Linked DNA regions of Homo sapiens: region 1 is linked to region 2. Evidence: read pairs that join two places in POLR2A ChIA-PET (ENCODE). Cell type or tissue: endothelial cell of umbilical vein. All regions are shown on one strand. Each heading gives the region's core, and the rest is flanking DNA. Links, peaks and the distances in the headings are about the cores only. Region 1 overlaps SVOP (SV2 related protein). Region 2 holds the start of UNG (uracil DNA glycosylase).

Region 1 (5,378 bases), core at 265-5,264, 95 kb before region 2:
CAACAACCCTTCATGCTAAAAACTCTCAATAAATTAGGTATTGATGGGACGTATTTCAAAATAATAAGAGCTATCTATGACAAACCCACAGCCAATATCATACTGAATGGGCAAAAACTGGAAGCATTCCCTTTGAAAACTGGCACAAGACAGGGATGCCCTCTCTCACCACTCCTATTCAACATAGTGTTGGCAGTTCTGGCCAGGGCAATTAGGCTGGAGAAGGAAATAAAGGGTATTCAATTAGGAAAAGAGGAAGTCAAATTGTCCCTGTTTGCAGACGACATGATTGCATATCTAGAAAACCCCATTGTCTCAGCCCCAAATCTCCTTAAGCTGATAAGCAACTTCAGCAAAGTCTCAGGATACAAAATCAATGTACAAAAATCACAGGCATTCTTATACACCAATAACAGACAGAGAGCCAAATCATGAGTGAACTCCCATTCACAATTGCTTCAAAGAGAATAAAATACCTAGGAATCCAACTTACAAGGGATGTGAAGGACCTCTTCAAGGAGAACTACAAACCACTGCTCAAGGAAATAAAAGAGGATACAAACAAATGGAAGAACATTCCATGCTCATGGGTAGGAAGAATCAATATCATGAAAATGGCCATACTGCCCAAGGTAATTTATAGATTCAATGCCATCCCCATAAAGCTACCAATGACTTTCTTCACAGAATTGGAAAAAACTATTTTAAAGTTCATATGGAACCAAAAAAGAGCCCGCATTGCCAAGTCAATCCTAAGCCAAAAGAACAAAGCTGGAGGCATCACACTACCTGACTTCAAACTATACTACAAGGCTACAGTAACCAAAACAGCATGGTACTGGTACCAAAACAGAGATATAGATCAATGGAACAGAACAGAGCCCTCAGAAATAATGCCGCATATCTACAACTATCTGATCTTTGACAAACCTGAGAAAAACAAGCAATGGGGAAAGGATTCCCTATTTAATAAATGGTGCTGGGAAAACTGGCTAGCCATATGTAGGAAGCTGAAACTGGATCCCTTCCTTACACCTTATACAAAAATCAATTCAAGATGGATTAAAGCCTTAAACCTTAGACCTAAAACCATAAAAACCCTAGAAGAAAACCTAGGCATTACCATTCAGGACATAGGCATGGGCAAGGACTTCATGTCCAAAACACCAAAAGCAATGGCAACAAAAGACAAAATTGACAAATGGGATCTAATTAAACTAAAGAGCTTCTGCACAGCAAAAGAAACTACCATCAGAGTGAACAGGCAACCTACAAAATGGGAGAAAATTTTTGCAACCTACTCATCTGACAAAGGGCTAATATCCAGAATCTACAATGAACTCAAACAAATTTACAAGAAAAAAAAACAACCCCATCAAAAAGTGGGCAAAGGATATGAACAGACACTTCTCAAAAGAAGACATTTATGCAGCCAAAAAACACATGAAAAAATGCTCATCATCACTGGCCATCAGAGAAATGCAAATCAAAACCACAATGAGATACCATCTCACACCAGTTAGAATGGCAATCATTAAAAAGTCAGGAAACAACAGGTGCTGGAGAGGATGTGGAGAAATAGGAACACTTTTACACTGTTGGTGGGACTGTAAACTAGTTCAACCATTGTGGAAGTCAGTGTGGCGATTCCTCAGGGATCTAGAACTAGAAATACCATTTGACCCAGCCATCCCATTACTGGGTATATACCCAAAGGACTATAAATCATGCTGCTATAAAGACACATGCACACGTATGTTTATTGCGGCATTATTCACAATAGCAAAGACTTGGAACCAACCCAAATGTCCAACAATGATAGACTGGATTAAGAAAATGTGGCACATGTACACCATGGAACACTATGCAGCCATAAAAAATGATGAGTTCATGTCCTTTGTAGGGACATGGATGAAATTGGAAATCATCTTTCTCAGTAAACTACCGCAAGAACAAAAAACCAAACACCGCGTATTCTCACTCATAGGTGGGAATTGAACAATGAGATCACATGGACACAGGAAGGGAAATATCACACTCTGGGGACTGTGGTGGGGTGGGGGGAGGGGGGAGGGATAGCATTGGGAGATATACCTAATGCTAGATGACAAGTTAGTGGGTGCAATGCACCAGCATGGCACATGTATACATATGTAACTAACCTGCACAATGTGCACATGTACCCTAAAACTTAAAGTATAATAAAAAAAATTAAAAAATTAAAAATAAATAAATAAATAAATAAATAAAAATAAAAATAAAAAAACAAGAAATGCAGAGTCTCAGACCCTGTACCAAACCTACTGAATCAGCATCTGCATTTTAACCAGTCTCCAGGCAGTTTGTTTGCATGCTACAGTCTGAGAAATACTGTTCTAGAGGAGTTATGCTTAGACAATCATAGACATTTGGGAAGGACACATAAGAAGCCTAACTCTGGTTTCTTCTGGGGAGGAGAACTGGACGGGAATGGGAAGTTTTGAGGGAAGACACATTTTTTTTGCTTATTCATTTTGGACCCTTCTGTAATGTTTGACATTTTTAACCTGGGCATCTACTGCTCTTATTATAAATATACATAACAACAGCAACTATTGACCGTGCTCTAGTTGATGGAACAGCATGCTGCTAAGCATGACTATGCTCTGCTTTCGTCTGTGAAGTGGGAATGACAGCCAGCTTGCAGACGGTTGTGAGCATTAACTGAGCTTGATGAAGAGGAAAATTGTGAGCAATGAGGAAATATGAGCTTCCTGCAACCTGTCTTCTCCAAGTCACCTCTCTACCTTGAGTTTGGAGTACATTGACCCTTGTAAAAAGTGACTTTGAGAAAATGGCTTAGCTCCCTGCAGTTTTATTTATTTATTTTTTGAGACATGGTCTTGCTCTGTCACCAAGGCTGGAGTGCAGTCGTGCAATAAAGCTCACCGCACCCTCCAACTCCTGGGCTCAAGCGATCCTCCTGCCTCAGCTTCCACAGTAGCTAGGACTGCAGGCGTTTGCCACCGTATCCAGCCAATTTTAAAATTTCTTGTAGAGATAGGGTCTCACTATGTTGCCCAGGCTGGTCTCAAACTCCTGGGCTTGAGTGGTCCTCCTGCCTCAGCCTCCTGAAGTGCTGGGATTACAGGCGTGAGCCACAGAGCCCAACCTCCCTGCAGTTTTAAACCTGGACCTGCTCACATTTCTTCTCTGGCAAACCACAAAAAGCGAGGGCACCTTTGTTTATTAAAGTTTGTTTTGAAACAGAAATAAAGAGGGACCTTTGACATTGAATTGTACAGTACTCAGAAAGCCAGTCTACATTTTGAATCAGTCGGGTTCCTAAAAGAATTTGTCAACTACATGAGCCAAGATTTCCTGAGGGGAAAAAAAAGTAATATGAAAGAAAAAGAAAATAGCAGTGGCATATGTTAAATATATGAAGGCTTCAAAACAAGCTGGCTCACAATCTCTTGCCATTTGTTGTATATGTATATATATAGCATATAATTTACCAAAATAGCAGGGAACATTTGTTTTACATAATTTTGCTATTTAAGGAAGAGAAGAACTTGAGGAAATAGTTGTCAACCTAAAGATCTTGTTTGTACCACCATAGAATTTTCCTCGGTACCTTAAATTAGGGCCTGTGACTCGATTCAGGTATTGCTACTTTTTTTTTTTTTTTTTTTGAGACAGGGTCTTACTCTGTTGCCCAAGTTTGGAGTGCAGATCTGGGCTCACTGCAGCCTCGACTTCCCAGGCTCAAGCAATCCTCTCACCTCAGCTCCCCAAGTAGCTGGGTCTCCAGCTATGTGCCAGCATGCTCAGCATATTTTTTTTTAATTTTAGTAGAAACAAGGTCTTGCTATGTTGCCCAGGCTGGTCTCAAACTCCTGAGCTCAAGTGATCCCCAAAGTGTTGGGATTACAGGTGTTAGCCACCATGCCCGGCCTGATACAAGTATTTCATTTCATTTCATTTCATTTCATTTCATTTCATTTCATTTATTTTATTTTAGATGGAGTCTCACTCTGCCACCCAGGCTGGAGTGCAGTGGCCCAATTTTGGCTCACTGCAACCTCCGTCTCCCGAGTTCTAGTGATTCTCCTGCCTCATCCCCCCGAGTAGCTGGGATTACAGGTATCCACCACCATGCCTAGCTAAGTTTTGTAGTTTTAGTAGAGACGAGGTTTCACCATGTTGGCCAGGCTGGTCTCGAACTCCTGACTTCAAGTGATCTACCTGTCTTGGCCTCCCAAAGTGCTGGGATTACAGGTGTGAGCCACTGTGCCTAGCCAGGTATTTTAAATAAGGAAGTTTTCTCTCTTTTCATCTCGGCCTCTGGAGTTTTAGCCCTTGAGTTCAGGCTATCAGAGTTCAAGCTATCAGACTGAAAAGGAAGCTTAAGCTGTGATTATCTGTGTGTGGAATTCAGAGTCAGAGAGGTGGTCCATCGGAGTAGACAAGAGAGCCCAACTCTGGCAAACAGACTGACTTGGGTTTGAATCCCCTACCCACACCATTCAGTACCTGTGTGACCCTGGGTAGTTTACTTTGCTTCTCTGAGCCTCAGTTTTCTCACCTATAAAATGGAAATGGTAATTCCTACCTCACAGGGTAGCCATGGAGATCATAGGAGTCTATCTATCGAGAGCATCTGGAAGAGCCTAGCAGGACCATTCAGTACTTCCATAAGCATCTATTGAGGGCTGACATGCTGAGTGAGTGCTGGGGTCCAATGGAGGATGAAATTGACATGGTCCCTGACCTCGAGAAGTGGATGCTCTGGTTGGCAAGGTGGTTAATACACAAGTAAACAAATACATCACTATACATTTGCAAAGGAAATATATCTTGAGGAGGAAGCAAACAGGGTGCCAAGTGGGGACAGCAGTGGTACCCAAGGAACCCTCATGCCCTAGAAGGTGGGTGCCATTCCTGTCCCCACTTTACAGATGATAAAACTGAGGCCTAAAGAAAAAAAGTGAGTGATCAGAAAAGACCTCCCCAAGGAGAGATCAAGGGGACAAAGACAGTCCCACACAAATAGGGGAGGAGTAGAGAGAACAGCTAGTGCAAAGGCCTGGAGGTGGGACCAGGGAACAGAGGTCAGAGAGACAGCTGGGATCACACAGAGCCCTGGAGGTCACAGTGAGGATTTTCTGTGTTGTCCTAAGACCAGTGGGACACCATGGAAGGGTTTCAAGTAGCAGCAAGAGGGTGGAAGATGATCAGAGTTGAGTTTTGAGAAGGTCACTCAGCACATTCTCCCGCAAGAGGAGGAATCAATGGAGGAAAGTGGGTTGTTTTGTTTTGTTTTGTTTTGTTTGAGAAAGAGTCTCACTCTTGTCACCCAGGCTGGAGTGCAGTGGCACAGTCTCGGCTCACTGCAA
Region 2 (5,378 bases), core at 94-5,093:
CTTTTTTTTCTTTTTCTTTTTTTTGTTTGTAGACAGGGTCTTGCTCTGTCACCCAGGCTGGAGTGCAGTGGCACAATCTCAGCTCACTGCAACCTCCGCCTCCCGGGTTCAAGTGATTCTCCTGCCTCAGCCTCCTGAGTAGCTGGGATTGCAAATGCATGCCACCACGCCTGGCTAATTTTTGTATTTTTAGTAGAGACGGGGTTTCACCATGTTTGCCAGGCTGGTCTCGAACTCCTGTGCTCAAGCGATACGCCCCTCCTTGGCCTCCCAAAGTGTTGGGATTACAGGCGTGAGCCACCGAGCTGGGCCAGGCCCCAGGTATTGTCATGATGTAAAAATCTCTCTCTAGAAAAGAGAACACCAGCTTCCCAGCTGGTCTTCTGTAGCTAGGAGATGCAAGAGCAGCAGTTGAATTTGAGGTTTGCTTTGGAGAAAGAACCAAAAGCAGATATGGATGGTTTGGATGTGAGGGAGGGAAAGAGAATCCTAAGTGTATTAGTAGTGGTGGGAGGAGGTTCGGTACAGTGGTGTCATTTGGAAGACAAATCGTTGGTGTTTAACCTCTATGACCCGAAAGTCTCCCACAAGCCTGATACATTAGGCAAAATGTTTGACTGCACTAAGCCTTAGTTTATCGTCATAAAATAGGCCATGAAAATTGCGTGAGAAAATGTATATAACAGTTCAACAAATAATATTGGCTGGGTGTGGTGGCTCATGCCTGTAATCCCAGCACTTTGGGAGGCCAAGGTGGGCAGATCGCCTGAGGTCAGGAGTTCGAGACCAGACTGGCCAACATGGTGAGATCCCCCATCTCTACTAAAAAAATACAAAACACACTTGGGCAAACATGGTGAAACCCCATTTCTACTAAAAATAGAAAAATTAGCCAGGCGTGGTGGCGCGCGCCTATAATCCTAGCTGAGGCACGAGAATCGCTTGAATCCGGGAGGCGGAGGTTGCAGTGGGCTGAGATCACACCACTGCATTCCAGCCTGGGCGACAGAGCAAGACTCTGTCTCAAAAACAAAATACACACACAAAATATAATAGTATTTGTTTGTTTGTTTGTTTTTGAGATGCCTCGGATTACAGTGCGGGGATTACAGACGTGAGCCATCAAGCCCGGACAATATTATTATATTGTTCATTGCACTCCCACAACACCCCTAAGGGGCAGGAACTTTTCTTCCCAGCCCCCTCCCCCCGACCCCACCGAGAGACAGGGTCTCGCTCTGTCGCCCAGGCCTGGAGTGCATTGGCGCGATCAAAGCTCACTACAGCTCAGACCCTCTGGCCTCAAGCGATCCTCCAGCCTGGGCCTCCCAAAGCGCTAGGATTACAGGCGTGGGCCACCGCGCCTGACCAGTCTTCTCTTCTTGCAGCTGAGCCTTAAGAGCCTGTCCAAAGAGCAGAGGTGGGCTGAAGGCACAAAGCGAATGAAAGAATAGGCCCCCGGGCACCGTTGCACGCCCCACCTCCTCCCAGGGGCGTTGCACTCCAGCCCCTCCCGCACATGCGCACTGGGCCTTCCACCGCCCCCCGCCCCCAGCAAAGCCCCCCGCTCGGAGCATGCGCGGGCCGCTTGGCGCCAATTGCTGACCGCCACAGCCACAGCCAGGGCTAGCCTCGCCGGTTCCCGGGTGGCGCGCGTTCGCTGCCTCCTCAGCTCCAGGATGATCGGCCAGAAGACGCTCTACTCCTTTTTCTCCCCCAGCCCCGCCAGGAAGCGACACGCCCCCAGCCCCGAGCCGGCCGTCCAGGGGACCGGCGTGGCTGGGGTGCCTGAGGAAAGCGGAGATGCGGCGGTGAGGCGCGGCTTGGGCCGGGGCTAGGGGGTGAAGGGGGAGGAAGGCGGTGGGCCCCGCCTGACGGAGGGCGTGCAGGATCGCGCCTCTGACTCGGTAAACCCGGGCTCCGCTTTCCAAATAGCCTCCACGTGTTCAAAATAGCCGCCGCTGTCCCCCATGGGCCGCCATGCTAAAGGGCCAGCCAATGGGAACGCGTCTCGGGGCCCATGGCGCCAATCCGCGCGCCGCAGGCCCTCCTGGCTCGGTGCGCTGTCCAATCAGAGGGGAGAGGGGGCGGGACCCAGAGGGAGGTTTTTTGCCGCGAAAAGACCACGTGGGGACGCGGTGGGGCGGGTCTGGCGGGGGCGGGGCACCTCTGTGCAGGGTTCCCAGTCACCGCGACGCTCCTCGGGAAGCCATAGGGCGCCTCCCAGCCCGTCTCCCCGCTCCAGTTTAGAACCTAATTCCCAATTCCCGGACCGGGCCCAGCCCTGGGCTCTTACTGTCCGCTTTTGCTGGGACCTGTTCCACAAATGGGCGTCTTCTGCCTTGGGCCGTGGGGGTTGGGCCGGAAGCTGCGGACGCCTGGGAAGGGGCCGCTGCAGCTCTTGAGCCGCCTCTGCGGGGACCACTTGCAGGCCATCCCAGCCAAGAAGGCCCCGGCTGGGCAGGAGGAGCCTGGGACGCCGCCCTCCTCGCCGCTGAGTGCCGAGCAGTTGGACCGGATCCAGAGGAACAAGGCCGCGGCCCTGCTCAGACTCGCGGCCCGCAACGTGCCCGTGGGCTTTGGAGAGAGCTGGAAGAAGCACCTCAGCGGGGAGTTCGGGAAACCGTATTTTATCAAGGTAAATATGGAAATGCACCTTCCATAAGGGTAAATGTGGAGGCTGCCGGCCCTTTTGTCTTGTTAGTGTAGCCGGCCAAGTTCATGTTTCCGTAGGCTTAGGTTGTACCCCCTTCAACCTCCTTTACTCACAAAGGGGGTAAAAGAAAGCCATGATGTTTCACTCTGCAGCTTTATATTGGTTAAAGTTGTTAACGACCCGCGAGATGATATCATGGATTCATTTAAGTCACATAGTCTATTGTCCAGGAAAGGCTGGCGTAGTAAAATCACCAACCATCCTGAATGAAACCTGGCTTGAGCTTTAAAAAGCCGAGAGGAGTGGCACTGTCAGGACCCAGCCCAGAGAAAGAGGCAAGGAATTGACCTGATTGAACCACTTAGGTGGGGGGGCAGGCACTGTTTTTGTTTGTTGTTTTTTAAAAGAATTTGGACATAACATGACAAAGAACTAATGATGTTCCAAATAACTTGCACTAGAAGCTTTCTTATTGAATTCTTATGGTTTCCAATGAGAATCTGATTTTAAGTCTAGTTTATCTTTAAATCAGCTAATGGGATTTGTTGCAGAAGAAAGAAAGCATTACACTGTTTATCCACCCCCACACCAAGTCTTCACCTGGACCCAGATGTGTGACATAAAAGATGTAAGTACAACTTGTTGATAATTTTTATTGGGGAGAAGGAGTCAAATAGTATTTTTAAATTAGGGACACTGGAGTTAAGCCACAGTCCATCATTCAGTAGTAAATAAAACACTGAAATCCCGAGGTTTGGCTGACTGTATTTCAGCCTGTATTTACTCTTTTTAATGTTTACCACGTGGTATTTATGTGGCAAAAAGGAAAACTATGTACATCCTGTGCTCTTATTTCTTGTATTTTTTTTAAATCCTGAAACTAACCTCCCGCGGTGTCAGATGTTATGGTGGTGGTGAAGTTCAAACTGACACACAAAGCAGTTAAATCTTTTGCAGCTTGTTATAGTCAACCCCACCTTGACCTGACCACACTGCCTTATAGTTAGCACTTTCAAGCTCTTGACTTCTGGCCTGAACAGTTTTGTGGTTCTGTTATCAGATCCCTTTGCTTTAGTTTGTCTTATATAACAGTTGCTGGTTGGCGGCTCTCATCCATCTTGTGTTCAGAAGTTCGTGGGGCTGGGCACGGTGGCTCATGCCTGTAATCCCAGCACTTTCGGAGGCCAAAGTGGGAGGATCATTTGAGGTCAGGAGTTCAAGACCAATGAAACCTGGTCTCTCCTAAAATACAAAAATTAGCCGGGCATGGTGGCGCACGCCTGTAATTCCAGCTACTTGGGAGGCTGAGGTGGGAGAATCGCATGAGCCCAGGAGGCGGAGGTTGCAGTGAGCTGAGATCACACCACTTCACTCCAGCGTGGGCGACAGAGCCAGACCCTGTCTCAAAACAAAAAAAAAACCGTGGCTTCTCACTGTTGAACTATGAAAGCAGAGCAACCCTCTTTAAATAGGGCCACGTCCTACCTCTCAGCCTTACCTCCACCTCCCACTCTCCCACTCCAGAGTTGGACAGTGTGGCAAACCCCTCCCCACTTCTGTCTCTTAAAAATCAAGTAGATGCCTCTGTGGCACCTCCTTGAATTGAAGTCCGTTGCCTGCCACCTCTGTGATCCAGTTTTCCTCTGAGCTGCTACGATGCATTTAGCACCTGCTGACACTGGACTTTTAGGTTTCTTACCCGTTTTCCTCCCCCGTTTTGTAAACTGGGGCAAGAATCTTGTGATTTAATGAATATCTGTGAAATGACATAGAAGTGAAATAGGTGAATAAATCATCTTGATAAGGCAGCCACACCTAATACTTAGAAAATCTCGTAAGCTTAATTTTAGAGTAAGAATTTAGAATCTAGCTCTTTGGTTTTGAAGCTAAATTAAATCCTATTAAGATCAATACTAATTTGCTTCTTGTTTGAATGCCCTATTCTGAATACCAGTAATCAGTATAAACAGGGAATATTAAAAGGAATATTTTGAGGGAATGCTCAAAAACCAGTTTCAAACCTATGAGGATCAGATGGGCCAGCAGGGCTTCTTGACAGACCAGCATTGGGAGAGTTGTTTCACAAGAGAATATGTTGGCATGGTGTGAACACCAAGGGGAGGGACAAGAGGTCCCCAAAAGCCTCCTGGTCATGGAACATCTGGAGCTGGATTCTGAAAGATAGAGTATGTCAGCTGTGGAGGAAGATTCTAAGAACGCAATGGCAGAAGCTTGAGAATGAAGACTAGGTGGGTGGGCCCTGGATGGGAAGGACGAGGCGGCCTATGTTTCAACACCTCCCGTGACAGGAACTTCATTTCATTTCATTGTCTCTTGCCACCTACTCCCATGGCCCTTTTGATCTGACCTCATTCTCTTCTGGCTCCACCTGTTAGAGGATATAGGGGAGCAGACACCCTCATATGCTGCTGGTGGGAAATCTGAATTGCTTTTTTTTTTTTTTTTTTTTTTTTTTTTTGAGATGGAGTGCAGTGGTGCAATCTCGGCTTACTGCAACCTCCACCCCCTGGGTTCAAGCGATTCTCCTGCCTCAGCCTCCCGAGTAGCTGGGACTACAGGTGTGCGCCACCACACCCAGCTAATTTTTGTATTTTTAGTAGAGATGGGGTTTCACCATGTTGGCCAGATGGTTTCGATATCTTGACCTCGTGATCTGCCTACCTCGGCCTCCCAAAGTGCTGGGATTACAGGCGTGAGCCAC

What was found. Peaks named below come from ENCODE experiments on the same cell type or tissue, not always from the same donor. Only the 100,000 strongest peaks of a DNase experiment are listed, where the experiment ranks them.
Region 1: POLR2A ChIA-PET joins it to region 2 with 10 read pairs; 2 of 35 experiments call an interaction of 5 or more read pairs at or near these places.

The regions. Positions count from the first base shown.
Region 1 is chr12:109,000,756-109,006,133 of GRCh38, forward strand. All of the region lies in intron 1 of SVOP (SV2 related protein), which reads right to left. The region is part of intron 2 of LOC105378256 (a long non-coding RNA gene); the gene reads left to right. Among named protein-coding and RNA genes, the nearest start is that of SVOP, 18 kb to the right of the region's middle. In endothelial cell of umbilical vein, for the core only: no CTCF peak of the experiment used is centred there; no DNase peak of the experiment used is centred there.
Region 2 is chr12:109,096,001-109,101,378 of GRCh38, forward strand. UNG (uracil DNA glycosylase) reads left to right here and starts at 1,597. Exons shown (of 7, transcript NM_080911.3): 1 at 1,597-1,811; 2 at 2,432-2,638; 3 at 3,189-3,284. The coding sequence starts at 1,680. RefSeq lists a silencer at 1,776-2,165. In endothelial cell of umbilical vein, for the core only: no CTCF peak of the experiment used is centred there; DNase peaks (open chromatin) are centred at 1,551 and 2,031; H3K4me3 peaks cover 1,943 bases; H3K27ac peaks cover 1,791 bases.